Regions from separate parts of the Homo sapiens genome. Here all the other regions are linked to region 2. The links are chromatin loops, found by intact Hi-C in ENCODE. Cell type or tissue: mammary epithelial cell. All regions are shown on one strand.

Evidence for each region. A loop is a pair of places that touch in the nucleus more often than their neighbours do. Peaks named below come from ENCODE experiments on the same cell type or tissue, not always from the same donor. Only the 100,000 strongest peaks of a DNase experiment are listed, where the experiment ranks them.
Region 1: it touches region 2 in a loop (6-fold over the local background); 8 of 110 quality-filtered maps call a loop at or near these places.
Region 3: it touches region 2 in a loop (16-fold over the local background); 97 of 110 quality-filtered maps call a loop at or near these places.

Annotation. Positions count from the first base shown.
Region 1 is chr3:64,460,094-64,468,093 of GRCh38, forward strand. All of the region lies in intron 5 of LOC105377123 (a long non-coding RNA gene), which reads right to left. Among named protein-coding and RNA genes, the nearest start is that of PRICKLE2-DT, 19 kb to the left of the region's middle. In mammary epithelial cell, a CTCF peak has its summit at 3,653 (motif pointing left); no DNase peak of the experiment used is centred here.
Region 2 is chr3:64,027,678-64,035,677 of GRCh38, forward strand. No RefSeq gene overlaps it. Among named protein-coding and RNA genes, the nearest start is that of PSMD6, 8.2 kb to the left of the region's middle. In mammary epithelial cell, a CTCF peak has its summit at 3,166 (motif pointing right); a DNase peak (open chromatin) is centred at 3,184; H3K27ac peaks cover 364 bases.
Region 3 is chr3:64,395,633-64,403,632 of GRCh38, forward strand. No RefSeq gene overlaps it. Among named protein-coding and RNA genes, the nearest start is that of PRICKLE2-DT, 46 kb to the right of the region's middle. In mammary epithelial cell, a CTCF peak has its summit at 3,762 (motif pointing left); a DNase peak (open chromatin) is centred at 3,749.

The DNA.
Region 1 (8,000 bases), 430 kb after region 2:
TCAGAGATTTAGGAAACCTTTTTGTTATTTGATTTGATTTTTACAAAAACAAAAAACAAACAAACAAACAAAAAAACCCAGGACCAAAAACAAAAAACAAAGGAATTCAAACATTTAATTAGTCATGTTAATTTGTTTTCCTTTCCCTCCAAGCAATCTCCAGGCATTACTAAAATGCTCCCAGGTATTTCCTAAAACAGGTTTACCTCCACCCAGCCCTGTGAACCTCAGCGTTGTCTTGTATCAGTTGCTAGGTAACTGAGGAAGATTTATGCACATCTATTGTTAATTTTAAAGACAATTTTCAGCTCTGCCATAAACATCAGTAGAAGCAGACACCACACTTGCACTGAGACATTCCTCTAGCCTTCCCTGAGATGGGGCATTCCAGGGCATGTCTACAAAATCCAAAATATTCTGGTTTTTTTTTTAAAAAAAAAAAAAAGGAAAATGCTGGTAAATTCCCAGCTGTCTGCAAAAACAGTTCAGCAAATTTGAGACATTTGGGCCCATCTCCAGTACCCTCTTGTGCCAAATCTATTATAAGTTTTATTCAAAGAGTATCATCTGCCCTCCCAGTTTGCCTGCATTTAATTGTGCATTTCAAGTTTGCCCAAAATTTAATATTGTGCTTCTCTCCCCCATTCTTTCCAGCAGCACCAAAATTTAGTCTTCTGTATCCCAGAAGCATCTGCAAAATTATTTCTCAACCCAGTGGTTTCATTACTTTTTAAAGGGTTCTTGTTAAGCCCAACAACCATTTATACTGGTTTTGACCAAATGTATGGATTTTGTTGCCACTGTTTGGGTAAGTGATGGGAGGGACCCAGTTTATATGATGGGCACCCAAACCAATGTTTTATAGAGTGATCATAATTATAATGACCCTTGGCTTGTGGGAAGCAGTTCATGTCTTACTACAAGCTTCCCGGGGCATTCCATCATCAGATTCTCACCACAACCCCGTAAGAAGCATGTTTCGTGGCATCGTCATTCTAGCTTAGATGACTTCCTGACTTCAACACTGCTAGCTGGTGGTCTGGCCTTGCCTCCTCCTAACTCATCCTCTATACAGTCTCCAGAGAGGTCGTTCCAAATGGAAACCCAAACATGCCAGTCTCCTACTTAAAATCAGCCTGATGTTTCATGGTTCACATTTGCAACATGGAAGAGAAGGGCCTCTGTGATCTAGCCCCTGTCTAACTCTTCAGCCTTATCTCCCGTCACTCTTCCCTCACATTTTTTATCCCGGCTGTGCTGCCTTTTATATAGTTCCCTGCACACCATGCTGTCTTCTTGTCCCTGGGTCTTTGTTCATATGGCTTCCTCTGCCAGAGATACCCCACCATGTAATTATTACACTAATGCCCAATACCAAAGCATTCTCTGACCCCATCTCTGTCTCACACCTGAAGAGTTAGATGCACTCTCCTGTGCTTCCAGAATACTCAACGCATATCTCATCAGTGCATCTATGGAATTACTTTATAATTATCTGTTCATCTGTCTGTCTTCTTCTAAACCTAAAACTAAGTGTTTGAGTATTTTCCCAGGGAGTGCTTATACCATCTTCTTCCTCTGAGTATCTCCCAAGCCTAGCACAGTGCCCAGCACATCATGAGCATTAGTTGGTGGCAGGAAGGGAGTAAAAGGGAAAGGGAGGGAGATCATAAGAGGGAGGCCAATAGCACCATTGGCCTGATTCCACAGATAAAGCAGCCCAGCCTCCAAGAAATTCAATGACCCAGGCAACACAATTAGCAAGTGGAATAGCCAGCATTTGAATGGGAGAAAGATCCTTAGAAATAAGTGAACACAGGCCGGGCGTGATGGCTCACGCCTGTACTCCCATCACTTTGGGAGGCCTAGGCAGGCGGATCACGAGGTCAAGAGATCGAAAATATCCTGACCAACATGCTGAAACCCTGTCTCTGCTAAAAATACACACACAAAAAAATTAGCTGGGTGTGGTGGCATGTGCCTGTAATCCCAGCTACTCAGGAGGCTGAGGCAGGAGAATCACTTGAACTCGGGAAGTAGAGGTTGCAGAGAGCCGAGATAGCACCACTGCACTTCAGCCTGGCGACAGAGCAAGACTTTGTCCCCCCCCCAAAAAAAAAAGAAAGAAGTGAATACATCCTTTCATACAGCGGAGAGAGCTTCTGTTTGCATACCTGCAGGGATGGGCTGATCACTGCCTCTCCAGGCAGCCATTTTCATGGATGGTCAGCTAGGCTATGAAACAGTTCATTCTCTGGAGGTGCCAAAGCCAGTTTCCCAGTGATTCGCATCAGCCCGGTTTCACTTTTGTCTTCTGCTGTTAGACATTTCCTCTTGTCAGAGCAGAAACCTCAGACTTCATATTCTGTGGATAAATCACCCTCGAATTGCTCCCCCCTTCCTCAATCACCGCCAAAAAATGCAAAAATAACCAGATTCTTAGCCTAAACACAAGCACTTTCCATGTACTATCTAATCCAAACATCCCAAAAACACAAGTTTAAAAACATGCTGGAGATCACACAGCTAAAAAGTCACAAATCAAGCCTAGACCCCAAGGGGTCTAACTCCAAGTTCATGGACTTAACCACCTCACAATATTCTTGCCTGTCTGAGCCCTTTAGCTATTCAGCAGTGAAAAGCTAAGCAGATTAAAAGCACATAATTCTCTCTCTCTTTCCCTCTCTCTCTCTCTTCCTCCCCTCCCCCTCTTCCTCCCTCTAATACTGGGTTTATGAAGACCTAGCAGACCTCTCTCCTCTGAGGATTATTTTTCAAAATGAGTTTCTTTCTCATCCCCCCTCTCATCCCAAGCCCCATCAGAGGAAGAAAGATCGCTGGGCTGCTGGCTGTGCACATACTGTGTTATTCATGGGGTACGCACCAGGATGGGCCAGCTCATTAGGTTCAAAGCCTCAAATTAATTTTACATTACTGTCCCCAGAGGTGAAAGGTCATTTTTTATCTTCTTAGCCTTATCCACCACCCGGGATGAAATTGGATCTTTAGGAAGGAGGGGACCCTGCTCCCTATTGTACCAGCTGTTGATGCTTCTCTTCTTTGTTGTGAGTGAAATCGCACACACAGAGCTGAGATTTAAAACACACACACACACACACACACACACACACACACACAAACAAAAAAAACACCAGAGGTGGTTTTTGTTGTTGTTGTTTTGAGGCAGGGTCTCACTCTGTTGCCCAGGCTGGTGTGTAGTGGCATAATTATAGCTCACTGCAGCCTCATACTCCTGGGCTCAAGTGATCCTCCCACCTCAGCCTCCTGAACAGCTGGGACTAGAGGTGTGCACCACCACACCTGGCTAACTTTCAAACTTTTTGCAGGGATGGGGTCTCGCTATACTGCCCAGGCTGGTCTTAAACTCCTAGCCTCAAGCAATCCTGTTGTTTCTGCCTCCCAAAGTGTTGAGATTACACACTGAGCCATTGCATCTGGCTGGCGTTGTTAAGTAGGAACATTTTGTAAATTACGGAGCAGAGTAATGATTGAGAGGCTGGTACTGAGTGTGTTGAGAAAGCTAGAGACTGAAACGGACTGCTATTGCCAGGGTGAAGCTGATGCAAACTAGAAGGTGGGAGGCCCTCTTAAATCCTTCAATTTTGCCTTCTCCCTCTGGTGCCTCCTAGTGGCAGAACCAAATGTGGCACCAGCTGGTCGGGAGAAATGGCAGCCCCAACCACTGCATCACAAAACAGTGGTTCGTGGGCCCTGGGGTGAGGGACAACAGCTTAATAATTGGTACTTGCAATCATGTCTATATCAAAGATGTGTTTTAATAACAATTAGGCTGGTTCATGGAGGCTCTGGTGGGTTTGGAGTGGCCCACGTTCATGGGACGTTCCAAGCATGGTCCCAATAACCTCCCAAATGATGAGAGGAGCCACCCCCCAACAGAGAGAGGCTTGGTTTCCAGGTTGGGCTGCCCCAGTTAGACTGAGCTGGATCAAAATTGCAGGGTAGCCCTGGCTGGATCAAAATTGCATTGACGAGGGGAAGAAAGCAGCATTGAACCCTGCCTGCTTGTATTCACAGTAGCTATTGTCTCACCCACAATGGTGTAATCAGAGTGAACACACTGACCAGTGTTTGCTTTCCCCCTCCCCAGCCTTCTCCCAACATTTTCTCCCAGCTCGATGAAGAGGTTTGGCATTCAAAGGATGGGGATGGTGTGTAGTACCGCAAGAGTGATGGGCAATCCCTGGGGAGTAGAGGAAACAGAATCTTCTCTTCATAGCTCCAAGAGCTTCTACACGATGGATGCCCTGCCGAAGGATGAGTTGCCATGCAGCTTTGGAAGACAATACTGTCAGAAAGAGGCAGAATCTTGCCCTTTCCCAAAGCAATGCCCATCAAAAATGCCCCATGAATATCTTGGAGCCAAGTGGCATTCCTTAAAGACAGCAGCTGCCAAACAGCAGGAAAAAGGTCAAGGTAGAAAGGTGGGATTTGGGGGAAGAAAGCAAAATAGAGCCTCTGCAGTTTTAAAAATCAGCTTAATTTCCAATGATATTCACCAGGAAGCTTAATAGACTTAATAGACCCTATAAAGCAGGGCAAAGGGGTTCCATTTATTACACATCATGCTTTCAATTCAGGACTGTTCTTTCTCAAGAACAGAGACTTGGTGGGGCACCCACACCACTAGAGATTAAAGCCCCAGAGTACAACTGAAGACCAGAGCTGGCAAAGAAAGGACTGCTCTAAATCAGGACCCAGCAACCATTCTGCCCACAACTTTTCTGAGTTGAACTGGCCTTGCAGAGGAGGGCAGTGAGTTACCAAATAGCAGCTTGCCAGCCGAACAAGCCCACCTTATCCATTCTGGCCTGGAAAGGGAGAGAAGTTAGAGGTTAGGTCTTTTTGATTTTGGTGGAACACCAATGGCTATGTATTGGGCATCCCTAGCTGGCCAGCTGGTAACTGGTTCTTAGATCTGGTTGAGCTCTGCCCTATAAGGTTCGGTACAGATGTGAAAAGGCTGGTTCCTGGCTTAACATCGGACACAGGTACCCGCAGCCCCTTCAAGGATGATGCAATGAGAACCTGTCATTTTGACTTCTCAACATTCTTTATACCGTCTTCCGGTAAGAGCACCACAAATTCCTGTGGGGAGCCATCTCTTCTTCACTTTCAGCCCTATAACTAAGTGTGGTGCATTGAAATGGATTTTAGGATTTTTATTGAAACCGTCAGGAAGAAAAGAAATCTCTTTTGGTGGCAATGGAAATAGTTTATGCATCAGTCAACTATGGCCACAACAATGCTATATAAAGAGCCCTCATATAGCTCAGCCCCACGTATCAGAAAGTGTTTATTATCATGCTAACAATTTCTCAGATTAGCTGGCATGCCTCTGCTTCCAGCTGCAAGCCTGCATTCAAGTGAAGCAGCTTCTCTCTAAATGTCTTTTTTTTTTTAAAGAGGCTACCTGCAGCATATCCTCATGGTAATTCTACAAGCACAAGAGAAAGCATATGGAAACAGGCAGTTCCTCTTAACACCTAGGCTCAGAACTGGCACGCTGTCATTTACAACCACATTTCTTTGGCCAAAATAGAGTACATGGCTACACCCAACATCAGTGAGATGGCAAATGCACTCTACTGGTGGAAGAGACTACAAAGTCACTGGCAAAAGGCAGGCATGCAGGATGGGTGAGGAGTTGGGAAAAATCACGCATTCACCCCCACAGTGTAAGCTGCCTTTGCTGGTGGCCATTTTGCTATGGGATGGGAAAAGTCTCCCTGAATGAAGCCAACAGGAAGGAAAGTAGAGGCAAGAGATGGAGACTGAGACTTGATAATATTGTTCAAGTCCTTGAATCCTGCTATGTTCTGACTTTTCAATTAAATAATTAAGTCTGTTTCAACTGGTGTCTGTGATTTGCTACAAAAAGACACCTCACCCAACTGTATCAGTCAGCAAACAAGGAAGGTCTAGAGTGTCAAGTCTGAGAGCCGTGGCAGGATTTGAAGGGAAGGCAAGATAGAGCAGCGCGTCCTGCAGGAAGAGCCTAGAAAGGTGGCCAGAGGCAACTGTACGTGGGTTATGGAATGTGGCTGTGCAGGGTGCCCTTGGAAAGCCAGCTGACATGAAGGAAATATGGAAAAGACACTGCATCATTTGAATATTCCGGATCAAAGGAATATAGGGGATCTTGTTTCTCCAGCATCTAATAGATACAAACAACACCAGTGTAGTCCACACTGACATGGCCCATATTGCATAACCCCAAAGTCAGAGCAAAAGTTCTGGAAAAGTGTCAAAGGACTTCTAGGAACATAAGTACTAGAATAAGTCCTTGATCTTGGGATTATTAAAAAAAGAACCAGAGGCTGGGCACTGTGGCTCACAGCTGTAATCCCAGCACTTTGGGAGGCCGAGATGGGTGGATCACTAGAGGTCAGGAGTTTGAGACCACCCTGGCCAATGTAGAGAAACACTGTCTCTATTAAAAATTAAAAAAAAAAAAAATTAGCTGGGCAAGGTGGCACATGCCTGTAGTCCCAGCTACGCAGGAGGCTGAGGCAGGAGAACTGCTTGAACCTGGGTGGTGGAGGTTACAGTGAGCCAACTCTGTGCCACTGCACTCCAGCCTCGGTGACAGAGCAAGACTCTTCCTCAAAAAGAAAAGAACCAGAGTTGGGTGTGGTTGGCTTATTCCTGTAAAACCAGCATTTTGGGAGGCCGAGGAAGGAGGATCACTTGAGCTCAGGAGTTCAAGACCAGCCTGGGAACATAGAAAGACCTCGTCTCTACAAAATGACATATTAAAAAAATTAAGCTTGGCATGGTTGTGTGCACCTATAGTCCTAGCTACTCAGGTGCCTGAGTTGCGAGAATGGCTTGAGCCTATGAGTTGGAGTCTGCAGTGAGATATGATAGTACCACTGCACTCTAGAATGAGAACTTGTCTCTAAATAAATAAATAAAAATAAGGAACCAAAGATTTCAGGGGAGCCGAGGAGACTTTTGGCTTAAGAGGAAGAATCTCTAGGACTCAAACATTTGAGGAGGCTTAGCAGCAACATTCACTACAGCCATTACCACGTATTAAGAACAAGCCATGTGCCAAGCACCAGCCTAAAGATTTGTCATATATTAAAGCATCCAATCCTGCCAATAAACCATAGAAGTAGGTATTTTATGTCCATTTTACAAATGAGAAAAATGAAGTCCGGGAGGTTTCAGACATCTAAGGGCCCTGAGCTGAACCTCTGTCCCGCCCCAAAGCTCTTGCAGTTAACACCAGGCTAGGAGCCTCCCTAATGGATGATTCTTTGTTCTGTCTGACCCTAGAGCTTGGCAGGGACCTTTTAATTAGTACTTCCTTCCTTTGCCCTTTTAATAGCCTTCCGTTCTTTGAAATTTGGGCCCAGCATCAGACTGGAGAGAAAAATATCCTCTCTGTCAAAAACTTTTCTACAGTCTCATTGTAGAGAGCAGTTGTGGCTTCCCCTGCCTGGCACCCAGTCTCCCTTTTTCTGGTAAGAGCAGCCAAGTTTCCTTTGAAAAATCACTTCCCCCAACCTTCAGTCTAGGTGACGGATGTGGGGCTGACCCTGCAGAGCTGATTCTATACCCCTGCTTCTCACCCCAGGGGTAGGCATCTGGGCCATAGTTGCTGATTAGTGCAGTCCATGACCTCAGACAGGCACAGTGTGGTGGGGTGGGGCTGTGTGTCCTCAGGGGCTCACCTTATTTCTGTGCCTCAGTCTCTTCACATGGGCATGTGGCGTGCCAGTCCAATGGGAATCTTTGCTAGGATTTTGTTGGGACTACTGAGAAAGTGGTTCTCTCTTTTCCTCTCTCTGGTGGGGGTGGTGTGCTATGGGATATGGGGTTGGACCTCTTAGTAGAAGGAAGATCTGATGAGTCCAGAGACAGATTTTTCTCAGCATTGTGTGAAGGCCTGGGCCTGGCTGTGGCTGTGGTCACCACTCCCCTGGGCTTTCCAGTAGCATGCACCAGTCATT
Region 2 (8,000 bases):
CTATTAGAACCTGGTTTTATTTCGAGATCGCACCAAGCAGGGCCCTCCTCCTTTTCAGCCTTTGTACTTTTCCTTTATGTGAGATTATATGGCTCTGAAAAGGCTGCTCTGATTTAGGGCACTGGATTCCTTCATTCTGAGCAGAGCGTCGTCAGCTCTCTGTACAGGCCCCACGGGCTGTTGATTTTGATGACTACCATGCCCACTGCATAAAACAATGTTCCTCTAAGTGTATAATTGACTTTATCTGCTTTGCTCACTTTTAATTACATGCACTTTCAGCTTTTTCATTGAATTTCAAATAATTTATGTGCGCGGCCCTGATTATAGCTTTCCTGCATATGTCCAAGATGGGTTTGTGCAGGCGGAGTTATCTCTGCTCCTGCCAGCATCCTTCCTGTTAGGCAGTTATTGATTACACCACATAGGATGGAAACTTTACATAGAGTATCCGCTTGGAACGCACAAAAATTTCAGGGTTATTGCAGCATCATGATCAATTGATGTAGCATGCTCATTTCTTCCTCACTAAATTACTCCTTTCCAAAAGAGTATTTTGAAGGAAAAAGAGTGCTTAGGAAACACTGTTGTTTCTGGAGCAGGTTGGGTAATTGCTGAGAGCAATATCAGTTTTCTTTTTCCATGACGAGAAGACACTTGCACAAGGCAGGGAGAGTGAAATGTGTCCCCCAGGATGACACACTTCATGCAACCCCACTGTTAGCATAGACCTCTTACTATGTGCTGGGGTACCAGACAGAGCAGTGGTCAGAAAATTCATGGGGTTCACATTCTGGTGGGGAAAGGGTAGAAAGAGACTGAGAAGCAATACACGATTAAATAAATTATTCAATTAGTGGCAAAATTAGTGAAGGCATGAATGCACGAATGGAATAGAAAAGGTTTTTTTTTTTTGATGAAGTGATATTTGAGGTTAGATCAAAATGATGGGCTTGGGTTAGGGTCATCTTTAAAAACAGTTACTTTGTGCCAATTTCCTTAGTTCCTTTAATAATTACCCCCCTTTGTGTATAAAATAAGTGGTGATAAAGAGGTTTTTCTAGTTTGTTTTCCTCTTTGTGGTTTGAAAATCAGCACACAGTCATCTGCAGGGCGCTAAGTATACGATCCTGGGAACATGATGTGAAAAATCAGGAACCTGCAGCTGAACCAGCGTAGCCATTGAGAAGTGGCCATCCTCCCACTTCTGGTAAATTGCCTAAAATTTACATATCAATCATGTTAACCTGTCATACCTCTAGTTCCACCCACACTCCTTCTGTAGGACTCATCCTGGGTAGACACATGACACCCAGGGAAGCAGTCTGAACTGCAAGTGATCATCTACCTGAAGCCTACAAAGTGTTGTTCCAAAGGGAAGATCTGGGACACTCAGACTTTTACTTTTCAGAATCTGAATTAGAAACTGTGGCTGGAATCACCAGCTAGTAGTGGGTGTAGACACCATAGGGTCATGAAATAGAAGGGAGGATGTTGGAGGAGAGCAGCCGGGATCTGTCAGAGATTGAATAGCAGGCTGAAATCAGGAGCAAGGAGGGGCAGGAGAAACAGAGGTATGCCTTACTGAGCAAAGGAGCCCAGAGGGAATCTGAGCAGAAGCAGACAGACAGAAAAGAACCTAGCCACAGAAAATGATGGCACACAGGGGTGGATCATCATCAGCCTATGTGGCAAAAAGACTTAGGTCAACCTTACATGCAAATCCAGCAGCAAAACCATCTTTACAACACCAATTCATGCTACTATTCCTGCTCTTCCCAACTCTTTGAGTTTACGCCTCTTGCCTTCGCTGACGTCACACCCTATTTTCTTGAGTACTAATATTCCAGTGTTTTTAATCACTTGTTAAATTATCCTCACAATAAATACTAGTCACTTGCAGTCTCATAGGGAGTCTCCGACCCTAAGAAGAACAATTACCTGCAATTTAACAACAATACCCATGCATTCACCCTTTGACCCAGCAATCCTGCTTCTGGGAACTTATCCTGAAGCTACACCTCCAAAAATTCAAAAATACCCATGCACAAGGTTATTCATTGCAGTATTGTTTAAAATTGTAAAATACTGGTAACAACTTAAATGCCCAAATATAGGAAAATGGTTGCATACACAATGGTACATAACACATGATGGGGTATTATGCAGCTGTAAAAAATAATAAAGAAATAAATAAAGAAAATGTTCATGAGCTGATATGGAGCAATTTCCAGAAATCAAATGCAATTATTTAACAACAAAAATGATAAAGAGGACTAGAGGAGAGACACTATAAAAGCAAAAATTCAAAGGAACCACTAGAATATGGAATATCGAAAGAAAAACAAAAGAAGGGTGAGTCTCTGATTTGTGTAAGCAAACAAGTGAAATTAAGACACAGCCACAGAGCACTATGGTAACACATGCAGCAAGTACACTGCAATTTCTTAAGATAAACTTGAAGAAACTACCCTGCACATATTGAAACAGCACTGTCTCAACCACCCGCTGATGGAGCAAAGCATAGGAACAAGAAAGTGAACATTGGGAAAGAATTAACCAGTAAACATTTAAACAAGAGGTGTGGTCTAATCATGGGACGAATCAGAACCGTATTGGACTTCCTATCACTCATCTGTACTACTTAGTACTGTTTTTATTTTAACTAATTAATTAATACTTTTTTGGAGATAGCGTTTTGCTCTGTCGCCCAGGCTGGAGTGCAGTGGAGCGATCTCAGCTCACTGCAGCCTCGACCTCCTGGGATCAAGTGATTCTTCCACCTCAGCTCCCTAGTAACTGGGATTACGGGGGTCACCACCACACCCGGCTTTTTTGGGTAGTTTTTGTAAAGACGAGGTCTCGCTATGTTGCCTAGGCCGGTCTGGAACTCCCAGCCTCAAGCAATCCACCTGCCTCTGCCCCCTAAAGTTCTGGGATTACAGGTGTGAGCCACTGCGCCTGGCCTGTTTTTATTTTGAAAAAAAAAAAAAAAAAATTTTTTTTTGTTTTTTGCAAGGTGCACAGGAGGTTGGTGGGTGGGTGAGCTCGACGGTTTCGGGTTACAGAGGTTTCGAACCCATCCCTCTTCTCGTGCTGCGATTTTTGCTTATTCACAGCCCCTTTCCTCGGAAAAGCCCAGAAGTGTTTCAAGTGGTGACCAGCAGAGGGCAGCAGTATCCACCGCTTCCCGCAGAGCACGGCGTGCGGAGGTAGACTGTCTTCCGGTCCCACCCGGAGATGGGGAATTCTAGGCCAGGTGGGTGTGACGACGTGCAGCCCTAGCGAAGGACAGGGGTGCACGACAGAGGCACTGGATGGTAAGCACAGCATTTTCTAAATCTCACAGGAGAAAAATCACTGAAAAAAACCACTGGTGTAAAAGCTGAGTCTGTCCTTTGAACCGCTGCCCTGATTTTAGTTACAAATGAAGCAAAAAATCCTTAAAGATCCATATTCCTAAATTTAGACCTTGACCTCAAAGATCGCCTCGGAAAATATACAAATCATTGTTTCCTTCATTTAGTCAACTATCTATTGATTTGATCCCTACTTCCTGTTCAACTCAGCATCCCTTGTCATGGGCAAAAAAAGTGAATGGACTCAGACCATTGAAACAAATAAACTTAATCTTGGTTAGAAAAATTCCAAGTCAATGAATTTTAAAAAGTGAGTTAGTATCATACCAATTTAAGTGTTTTTTAAATAATGTTTAATAAGCAGGTGAATAATTAGCATTGGCCTAAGAAGGCAGCATTCTTAAATCACAGAAAAGAGGTATTTCAGCTGTGGCTGTATGTCGGACTTTGTGATTCCTTTATTTCTGATTTCCTTAGTAAGTTATTCAACCTTACAGGGAAACTTTTTAAATTTTACGTTGCTCTTTTAAATTAGCCTAAGAATAATAATGGTGCCAAAATCTTGTATAGCACTTGCTATGTGCTAGGTACTTAAGCATTACATATATATTAAGTCATTTAATCAAACAACTGTATCAGATAGATATTATATTAACCCATATTACAGAGGTTCAGAGAGGTTAAGCAATTTGACCAAGGTCACACAGCTAGTTCATGACAGAGTAGGATTTGAACTCAAAAAGTCTGGATTCAGACTCCATGCTTCTAGCCATAATATCGTACTTCTTATTATTAAATATTAGCCACAACATGCTCTCCACGAATAATGGCCTTCCTTATAGAGTCAGTTCCTTCTCCCTCCCTTGAATTCCTACCTTCGAGCATTCTAGATTGATTGATTACCCTGGTCCTCCCTACCTCCCTCCTTTCCTATAAAATGCCATGTCATGTCACATGAACCTTGACATTTAGAAGATAGAATTCTTTTGTTTGATTCAGGTTTTTTTCCTAAAAGAACATCACACTCGATTCTGATCTTTTTTTGGAACGCTTTGTTGATAATTTAAATGACTGTTTTGTGACTTTTTATAGAAGCCTAATTAAAAATGCATAGTTTAAAAATTAATCACCCGAGTCACCCAGACTCAAAACATCTGTCATCCTCCCTCCCTTTTTACCCCGAGGTAATTTTGCCAGGTCCTGTGGCTGCTTCCTCCTGTATATTCCCTAAAATGTCTCCTAAATCTTCTTTCTCATTTCAGTAGTGGCTCCAAGTGCTCCTTACCCCCAGCCTGGGCTTTTATAACAACCTCTCAACTGGTCTCCAGACCCCAATCCATCCCACAAACCACTGCCAGATGAAGCTTCTGAAAGCAATGCTCTAGCCGGGTTGTATTTTTTGCTCTGAAACCTTGCGTGGCTTCGCTTGTCTACGGAATTCAGTACTGAATCGATTAAGAGGTAGTCTTTTCACTGACTTAGTTTTACTGCTCCCTGGTACACAAAAATACTTCCTTCTATAGGTAAATTCATAAAGAAACACACACACAAAAGTAGAACAGAGGATACCAGGGGCTGGGGAAAGGAGAATGAGGAGTTAGTGCTTAATGGGTACAGAGTATCTGTGGGGAGTGATGAGAATGTTTTGGAAAAAGACGGCAGTGATAGTTGCAATTAATCCCTGTGAATTATGCACTTGAAAATGGTAAAAATAAAATTAGCCAGGCATGGTGGCTTGCAACTTTAGTCCTAGCTACACTGGAGGCCAAGGGAGGAGAATGGCTTGAACCCAGAAAGTTGAGACTGCAGTGAGCCATGATTGCACCACTGCCCTCCAGCCTGGGTGACAGAGCAAGACCCTGTCTATAAAAAATAAGAAATAAGAAAATGGTTAAAATGCCACATTTTATGCATTTTTATCATAATAAAAAATTTTTAAAGTATACTTTCTTCTAGTCCAATTAGATCAATTGCTCTTTTCTCTCTGAACACCATTCCCCTGCTTTTTAAGCTTTATACGAGGCAGAAAAATGTGGTCTCTCCTTATTGCTGACAACTATTTCTTGAACCTTGCAAGGCTTCCTGCTTCTTCCTTCTGGTCAGTGAAATATTAGAATAAAAATTTCAGAATGTCTCTGGTGGCTTTTATTGCTTTTCCATCACAAGTTTATAGGAACATTCTTTTCTTTCTTCTCAGTGAGCATAGGCTTCCTAAAAGCACACAGAAATAGCAAGACAAGTCTATTTCATGGACTCTGCTTTCTAATCGGATGGTCTCATGTGGAATATTGTCTCTGGAGAGGTCATAAATGGTTGTCACGCCATGTGTTGTGGAGCCTTATCTTCTCCTTTTCAAAAGCAGGCTGCCTAGTAGGTTTCCTAGACCATGAACAAGCCAAATTTTTGCTTGAAATTTTTAATATTCCTCTTTTTTTATTAATAGAGAACAATGATTCCAACACATTCAGCTTTATTTTAGGAAGAAATAATTTAACGCCTAACCCGTTATTTTTATTTATTTATTTAGAGACAGAGTCTTGCTCTGTGGCCCAGGCTGGAGTGCTGTGGTGCAATCTTGGCTCACTGCAATCTCTGCCTCCTGGGTTCAAGCGATTCTCCTGCCTCAGCCTCCTGAGTAGCAGGGATTACAGGCGCCCGCCACCATGCCTGGCTAATTTTTGCATTTTTAGTAGAGACAGAGTTTCACCTTGTTGGTCTAGAACGCCTGACCTCAAGTGATCCACCCACCTCAGCCTCCCAAAATGCTGGGGTTACAGGTGTGAGCTATGGCGCCCAGACTAATTTAGTGCCTAATCTGTTTAAAATGATGTTATAGTTTTTGTACAGCCACTTTGTTGTCACTGAGAGATCTCTCAATTTGAAGAGCTCACATCTGTAGAGGAAAAATTATAAGCAAGCCTTGCTTAACGAATTACGCTCTAAGGGATGAGGGACATTCTGGGCCCATGGCTACCCAAAAGCAACCCTCTTTATCTCCATGCTCAGTTCTGCCTCTGCATCTCCTGAAGTCTTCCTACTGAGGCCTAAGGGAAGTGAGGTTTAGAGGAGACCTTTAGCTCTCTGGAAGCCCAGGTGGAGAAAACTGGTGGAAGTATTTTTTCCCTATAGGCTGGGGAAGTACCTGGAGATGAGGCTTCAGATAGCCTAGGATGAGGACAAGACAGTGGCAGATGCTGGAAAGAATTTGACCTGCAGTCATCCATGACTCTTATGATGAAAGTTGATGTGAATGGTGCCTCCTGGAATTGTGCGTGGTGACACCTGGTTGACATTGTTTTCCCATCCTTCAAACCACTCCTCTCATCCACAAAAGACATATACATACAGCAAAAAACTCATCAGAGTGGCCTAAGACTTCTCAGTTGCAACACTGACAGCTAAACACAATGGAGTCACATCAAAGAGAGAAGGATCAGCAACCTAGGAATCCCATACCCAGCTAAGATATCTTCCATCTATCAGGCTGAAAGACATTTGAAGATAAGCAAATAGAAACTATAGCACCACAAAACCCCTTTCCGAGGAAATAATTAAGACTGAAAACCAACCACAGGTGAACCAGAAGAGGCATCTGAAGATGGAAGAAGATAAACAGAAGAGGTAAAATCACTCAACAGGATGTACAGGGCCATTTTGGAACCACAATACTGACATTTATTAAAACAATGCAACTGACAAAACATTTGCACACCAAACTGTAGAAGCCCAATGCCCCAAGCAAAACTATTACAAATCCAAGGATAACTTGATAAAATTACTATTGTAATCAGGGGCTGCTATATAGTTCCCTTAGCATATGCAGCAGAAAAAAAAGTAGGCAAGAACATAGAGGATTTAAAAATACAATCAGTAAACTAAATGTAACTTGTACTATAGAATGTTACATCCATTGAATAGGAGTATATTTCTCCATTATTTCAAATGTCCAGGAATATCTATAAAAAGTGATCATAAGAAGTGACATAAATCCACAATTAAAACCTTAAAAATTCAAAAGCATTGAGATGTTATAAGACATGATTTTCCAATACACAATCTAACAAAATAAGACATAAGCAATTTTAAAATGGCCAAACATTTTACCCATTTGGAAACTAAAAGGCAGCTGTTGATAATCTTTGGATTAAAGAGAAAATCAAAAGAAAAATCACCAGCTTTCTAGAAAGCAGTGAAAAGGTGTGCACAAAATACAAAGTCCATCAGACACAATGACACCCAGCCTGGAGAAGAGTTTATAGCCTTGAATGCCTTCACTGCCAGTGAACCACCAAAAAGGTGCTAAAGACTTACTTCTATAGTTTTCTAAAAAGAACAACATAGTAAACTCAAAGACACTAAGAAGACGGATGAAAAAAAAATAAAATACAAAGGTAATAAAATAGCATATCTACAGAGAGGAAAAATAAATTCAAATACTGCTTCTTGGCAAAGACCAGTGACATCTACAGATAAGCCCCTTCAAATCCTGATTAAGGAAAGAGTGAGCAAGAGAGATAAAGACGATGAGTGTGAACAAAAATAGGTTACATTAGAAACGTGAAAGGAGAAATAACCATAGATATAGGAGTGATTAAAATCGTTTAAGAGAATATAATAAGCAACTCTATATAATAGTTTTCA
Region 3 (8,000 bases), 370 kb after region 2:
TTCTCTGAAGCCCCGCCCAGTGCTAGCTACTCTGGAACAGTGGGCAGGTGCTGTATTGGTCCCACCTCAGTCCACTCAGCCCCTAGGGACCTATCACCCTCTCTGTTGGTGCTACTCCCAGGATGTCTTCACCACCACATTGCTTTGGTACCAAAGTCAATCAACAGCATAACCACAGTACAGCTATTCTGGGGCCCAATGACTAAATCTCAACCCTGAGAAATACTTGTTTTTGCCTGCTGTATAGATTCCTGTGTTGTTTAAAGGAACTAATGTGTGAGAAAATGTCTTCTAAAACAAACAGTAAATATTGCCTTAAACATGATTTTTAATCACCAAATGTGCATTTGATAAAGCATAGAAAATTCGAAATGTTAGTCCTTCATTATTCTCTTGGTGCAGTGGTGTGCAGCTATAATCCCAGCTAGTGGGGAGGCTGGGGAGGGAGGATCGCTTGAGCACAGGAGTTCAAGGCCAGCCTAAGCAACATAGTAAGACCCCTTCTCTAAGAATCTGCAAAGCATGTAAAATAAATGAAAAGGGCTAAGCTTGTTAGTGCACTACTACTGTGTGAGGCAGAGTTCAAGTAGTTAATAGAAAGGGGTGAAAATAGTCCTTCACAGCCTGCTTGCATCATCTAATAAGGGCACCACTCCCAGGATAAAGGTCTGTGTAGTAAATGTGAATATTTTCACTAGATGTGACAGTCCCAAGACCTCCACTCCTGTTGATGCTGTCCCAGGACAAATGGGGATCTCCTGAGTGCAAGAGATAGATCATATCAGGACAAGGCCTTTGAAGTTCATGGGAATAGAAAGGCAGATGGTATAGAAGAGCAGTAGAAAACATTCTATTCATCAGGGCCCTCTACAGAAACAGAACCAATAGGCGATAGAGACTTGGAGAGATGGAGATAGAAATAGAGGTAGAGATATATAGAAAAATATAAGGAATCAGCTCACACAATTATGGAAGCTGGTAAATCCAACATCAGCAGAGTGATTCAGGAGACCCAGGGAAAGCTGATGGTCCCATCAAAGGCCAGCAAGAGCCAATATTGCAACTGAACTCCAAAGGCAGTCACAGCTGCGGAATTCTCTCTTACCGAGGAGAGGGTCAGTCTTTTTGTTCTAATCAGGCCTTCAACTGATTGGATGAGGCCTACCTACATGGTGGAGGGCGATCTGCTTCACTCAAGTCCACTGATTTACATGTTCATCTCATCCAGGAGCACCCAGAATAATATAGGACCAAATATCCGGGCACCTCAAGGCCCAGCCAAGATGACACATAAAATTAACCATCACAAACAGCCACAAATCAGGCATAGCTTAACTGTCACTGGTTGCGGATTAGTGTAGAAGTTTCCATGTTCCATGGGTCAAGAAAAGTCCAGAAGACTTAAGAATTCTGGAGATTTTACAGAGATGAATTTTCTAGCACAAAGAAAACTCCACTAAAAGGGGTAGGGGGTTGAAGGACAGAGAAAAACCACAGGGGGAAACCATTAACAGATAATGAATCATCATCTCAGCTTAACAGCTCCTGCTGCTTCCTCTCACAAAATAGCATCTTTGCCAGGCAAGGTTATCTGGGAGGGGAGGATTCACTCATAAAAAGAAACGCTGGAACCAGGACCTCTAACTGTGTGTAGGGGTGTGCGCGCGCGCGTGTGTGTGTGTGTGTGTGTGTGTGTGTGTGTGTGTGTGTTAAACCTCCCCAGCAGAATATTTAACCAAGGACACATTTTCCCCTGCTCTAATTCCTTAGCCGTTCCTCCTCCTCTGTAAATCTTCTAAACATTGCAGAGCCTCAGGCTTTGAGCCGGCCCTCAGTGCTAGCTCCATTCTCTCCTTAAATGATCTCATTCACAGATTTAAATACCATCAATATGCTGATGATTCCTGAATTTATTTTCCCCAGCTCAGACCTTCCCTACCAAAGAGCAATTTCATATGGTATGGCTTAATATAGCAACCAATAAAAAACCTCTCACTCATATCATTTTTTTGCTCTCTTTAAAATGATTCCTTCTAGTCATATGATTTGTAAACCCCCCCAAATCATTAAATAATCACCCACCGCCATGTTATATATAACCTGTGTGGATCAGTGATGAGTTCAGACGCAACCTAGGTATACTCACTGGTATTTCAGAAAGCATGGCTTTCTCACTCCTGCCTCTATCCCACTTCTGCTAAACAGCACCCAGCATCCAGGGCCAGGCTGGGGATGTATGAGAGAATATAAAAAGATTAGAAACCTGCTCAGAATAAGTCTTCTGACAGTTGGTTCATGCCTGGGAGAATAAAACTTCCATCTAACAAGACTGACCACCAAAAGTTCTTTTGTTTCCTTTTTGGAAATTTTTTAAGAATAAGGGACAAGTCAGGTCATTTTGGTGAGTTTTATTGGGAAGAACAAAATGAAATTAATCTCCTTGGTATAATTCAGTACATTCACAATTCGCCTCTGCATTTCATGGAAGAGCAGAAGCATACGCTCAGTGGCCAGGCTTTCAGAGCCACTAACGCAGTTCCCATTTTAACATTCCTAGGGAACTGAAGCAGGTTACTGCTAAAATTGGATGAGGCTCAGCGTCTTAACATTTATGGATGTTAAACCAAGCCAGTGCTGGGTTTCCAACATGCCATAGGCTCGGCTCAAGGAATTTTAAACCAATGACAAAAGCATGGGCCTGCTTCCTTGTCAATAACATCAACACCTCCACCCCCAGACAATCCCACTGCCATGGTAAGTCTGGCTTTAGTGTTTTTGATTTTATTTTGTCCCAAGCCTAGAGAAAATGGGGATGGTGGAAGCTATTTAATCTCAATGTCTTTGTTTTACAGATAAACAAGGTAAGGCCCAGAGAAGTCCAGTATCTTGCTCATGGTCACACAGCAAATTTCTCAATATCACTATCTTAGTCTCCCCATCTGTAAATGATAACCACAAGCTGATCTCCCTTGTAGGGTTTCTGTGACTATTAAATATTGTGTCAGACAGACTCAGCACAAGCCTGACCATAAAAAGCAAAACAGATGTTTGGCATTAATAATCCTCTCCAGGCTTATCCTTTGTAGTCAGGGAAGCTGTTAAGATTGTCAGAGAAGGCCGGGCGCAGTGGCTTACGCCTATAATCCCAGCACTTTGGGAGGCCGAGGTGGGTGGCTCACCTGAGGTCAGGAGTTCAAGACCAACCTGGCCAACATGGTGAAACCCCATCTCTACTAAAAATACAAAAATTAGCCGGGCGTGGTGGTGCATGCCTGTAGTCCCAGCTACTTGGGAGGCTGAGGCAGGAGAATCACTTGAACCTAGGAGGCAGAGGTTGCAGTGAGCTGAGATCATGCCACTGCACCCCGGCCTGGGCAACAGAGCAACAGAGACTCCATCTCAAAAAAAAAAAAAAGATTGAGAAATCAGCAAGTCTTGCTGCAGTGTGTTCAAATGTTCCTACCACCATGCATATTTGGTTTAAAAAAAATCAGAAAGGCTACTCTAAAATTAACCCCCTTCTATCTTTGAACTTCACAAATGAGACCCAACAGTGGGGAAATAAGAAGAGGGAAATCTCCTGTTCAAAAACAAAATGGCCTTTCCTACAGACAAAAGATGGCTTCTAGGATGGCAAGGGATTTGTCTCCCCTTTATGAAGTCAGCCTAATTAAAGAAACTTTTCTATCAGTTCTTCAATTAAATACACATCTCCACAAAGGAAGCCTTGTTATGCATGAGAGACTGCCCTCTACTGTGAATTTTCATTAGTGCAGTAGGTGTTGGTTTGGAGACCTGGGGCAGGCAGGGGATCTGAGTCCAAGAGTCTGGAAGAACCTGTGCCAGTGGAGGACACTGACTTGTTCTTCCAGCACTGTCCCCACTGAAATGGAAAAGGGCAACCCTAAGGGTTCTCAACCAAATGAAGAATTCTAGGGGTGCAGCTGAGATAGAGGAGATGTTGCTACAGACTGACACACACATCCCTGCTGTCTCAACCTTGAGGCCAGTTAAGGGCTCACAAGTAGAATAAAGGCTAATCAGCCCCATGAAGCATCCCTAAATTTCAGAGAGATAGCAACTTGTTACAAAATACCAGAGTGGTAGGCTTAAGGAAACAGCCATAGGCATATGAAAATAAGTCTGCTCCTCTTCCCATATTTAAAAGTGGTTGGAAAATTCTTAAAGATAACTCTGCTGTTCTGATGTCTCTTATGGTGCAGCGACCCAGGGGAGGATTTCAGACTGACATAAGAAAGAATGATCCAGTGGTCACAGCTGACCAATGATTATGAGCTTCCATCTCTCAAGGTAATCAAACAGATTCTGGATGATTCCTTAGGGACGGAGAGAAATCTCAAGATTCCAGCTCCAGAAGGAGAGTTAGTCTACATCAGTGGTTCTCAGAGTTTGAGACTTCACAGATCAGAAAAACATCCAAAATAATTTTGGGAAATTACATAGGGTTTAAAGACATTTATAAAAATGATTATTTAATATGACTATGACTTCTTAGAAGAAGAGAGTGTTTAAAGCACATTTAATGGCCAGGCATGGTGGCTCATGCCTTAATCCCAGGACTTTGGGAGGCTGAGCCGGGTGGATCACTTGAGCTCAGGAGTTCGAGACCAGCCTGGCCAACGTGGCAAAACCCTGTCTCTACTAAAAATACAAAAAAAATGAGCCGGATATGGTGGCTGGTGACTATAATCCCAGCTACCTGGGAGGCTGAGGCAGGAGAATAGTTTGAATGGGGAGGCAGAGGTTGCAGTGAGCTAAGATTGCACCACTGCACTCCAGCCTGGGTGACAGAGTGAGACTCTGTCTCAAAAAAAAAAAAAAAAAAAGAAAGAAAGAAAAACACAGGAACAAAAACAAAAACAGGCATCATTATTCTTTACATTGAATGAATGGAGATGAATGCACTTCACAACACTTAATCTTCACATTTTGTTAAAGTGATCCAACAAAAATATTATAACAGAGCAGCACTTGCTTATCCATTACCTTTGCAGAAACTTTCTTCAATAGTCAAAAATGTTGATAAAGCTATCTTCATGTTGGAGAAAAGAAAAGATCCCATCCAATCCGAGTGTTTGCATTTGAACATGTTTGAGCATTTGGAATCAGCAGAGCAGAAGGTTTTGAGAAGGGGCAGAAACAGCACCTGTTGTCTTACCTTCCTGCTCCTGGAGAAGACAGTGCACCATGCAGGGCAGCACTCCCGTACAGGATATCTTAACTTGGGCCTTGTGGTTTAACTTAAGAGACTCCCTGAAAACTGAAAGCTAAATTAGGTGTAGACTACACTTGTTTGAGCATGTGCAGAACTTCCAACAGGTTCACAAAAGGGCCCATGAACTCAAAAATGGAAAGGCGCTGATATAAAAGGATGAATTCCAAAATACATGTTATTGGAACCTGTAGTAGATTGCAATACTGGTCCCAATTTTCACACCTCCCTGCATCCACACCTTTACTCATCGTGGCTATCATTCATGGAGTATAACTACCACTCCTTCCTCACCTTTGACTTGGCCTCATGACTTGCTTTGGCCAACAGCAAATGGGTGGAAATGACAACGTGCCAGTTCCAAATTTAGGCCTTTGGAGGCCTCATGTTTCCCAGCTTGCTCTCTTGTGCCTCCATCCCTGCCAGAAGGTGAGCACACCCTGGGTGGTCCCAGGAAGAGGATGAAAGATGTGAGAAGCACAGCCACTCGGCCAATCCACAAACTCACAAGTGAGAAATAAGTGCCTAGTTTTGCACACCACTGAGATTCTGAGATTAGTTGTTACACATCCTTACAATGGCAATAGCTAACTGATACAGGACCCAAATTCCAGAAGTTTCCTAGAGTAGAAGAGGGTGAACTGATGCCATTACGGCAGAGTAGAAGATAGTGATAGGAGATGCAGTGCAGCTTCTTTCTCCATCTCATTCCCACCCAGCTTCTATACAAGCTCTCTGGATCTTTGCCTAGTCACTGGCTCTAATAGCAAGTTAAGTCCCCTCTCCTCAAGCAAAGAAAAACAAATGAGCTGAGTCTTCATATTCAGTTATTTTGGTCGCTGAACTCCAATAGATGTGTGAGTTTTTCAAATATTTGCAGATTATCTTTTTGAAATCCACCTTTAATCATTTTTACTTGTAATTGTTCCAGATATTTTATAGCCTTGCCTACCTCAGCAAGCAGAGCATATAGCACACAGTTATAATTTTGTTTTAAAAGGCAATGTGGAACACAGGCTATTGAAATAAATCTAAAGTCTACAACTGAATAATTTTTGACCTTGTGCAAGACACTTAGCCTCTATCAGCCCATTTCTTCATCCACAAAATGGGACTCTTACTTATTTCACAGAGTGATAGAGAAGATTAAATGAAGTAATGTATACATTACTTGGTTATGGAAGGTGCCCAGAAAATTGCATGTTGCTGTGCTTCTCGACATGGACTTGAGTTGCAGTATGGAGACACCAGTCAGGGCAGGGGCAAGAGCTCAGGTTTCAGAGTCAGAACTGGATTCTTATCCTGGCTCTGCCACGTACCAGTTATGTTGAACAAGCCACTCACCCTTCTGAGCTTTGGTTTCATCTTTTGAAAGTGGTAATTTTAAAAACAAAAAGCAAACCCAAAAAATTCAGAGGTGTTTGTATCATAAAATAATATATGTAAAATTTTAAAAACTGTAAAGAGCCAGGAAAATACAACGTTATTCTTATTCCTGGATGGGCCACATGTACATGTTCAGGGGGCACTTCTGTTTTAATAGTGCTTTAAAAAAATTATATATATGGAGAGAGAGCCAGGATCTCGCTCAGTTGCTCAGGCTGGAATGTAATGGTGTGGTCTTGGATCACTGCAACCTCTGCCTCCCAGGTTCAAGTGATCCTCCTGCCTCATTCTCCCAAGTAGTTGGGACTACAGGTGTGTGACACTACACCTGGCTAATTTTATATTTTTTGTAAAGATCAGGTTTTGCCATGTTGCCCGGGCTGGTCTCGAACTCCTGGGCTCAATCTATCAGCCTGCCTTAGCCTCCCAAAGTGCTGGGATTACAGGCATGAGCCACCATGTCCAGCCAATGGTGCTTAATAAGTGAAACTTAACTAATGATGCTTAATAATGGATACCTAATAAATACTACTGAAGTCTATTTATGAAAACCCCTATGAACTTAAATGAGATCCATTTATTAAGAACTGGCCAATCGAAAGTGAAAATGCAATTTAAAGAAGTATTATAAGAGAGTGTAAAACTATATAGTTCTACTATTTGCAATATTATAATTAACATTTCTTTTGGTGTGAAGAGATGATGTCTATGAATCCATATCCTAGAACATAAAAGAGTGAATACAGGACTCAAAGTTTCCTCATTTTATGGGCACACAGAATGGGTGAACAGTGGCAGGGAGAGCAACTGCCACACACAGAATCAAGCTCAGTAAATCCCCACTCTGAAAACTAAGAACCACCATCTAAGTGAAGCCTTTACGTGGCTTGTAATCAAACCTGTCTCTGGTTCACATACTGAAATTTATTAAACATATGGGTCATCTTTCCGAAAAAATGTTCAATTTTATTATTTTCGCATAGCTGTGAGCTGATGTCGCAGGCTTTCCAACTGGGCATTGGCAGAGGTGGGATTCCAAAACATCTTTGCAGCATGGACTCTGGGGTCTGTGTGCAGAAACTGGGCTCTAGGATGAATGTCACAATTAGTTCCATGTGTGAGAAAGGGTGAGATATTATACATCTCTGCATTGTTCCTGCTGGATTTCTTGTTCTTTTCATCATCACATAGTTTTAAATAGCACCTTTGTATCCCTGCTGTGGGACTCAGATTCCCAAGGATAAACGAAGGGGCTGGAAACAAAATATGTAGATACACTAGGTCTATCAGGACCCTGGTAATAAATAGCCTAAAATCAGAGGATTCATCTGAATATGGACACAGGAGACTTTAAAGGGAAAAAAGTTAACACGTAACTAAC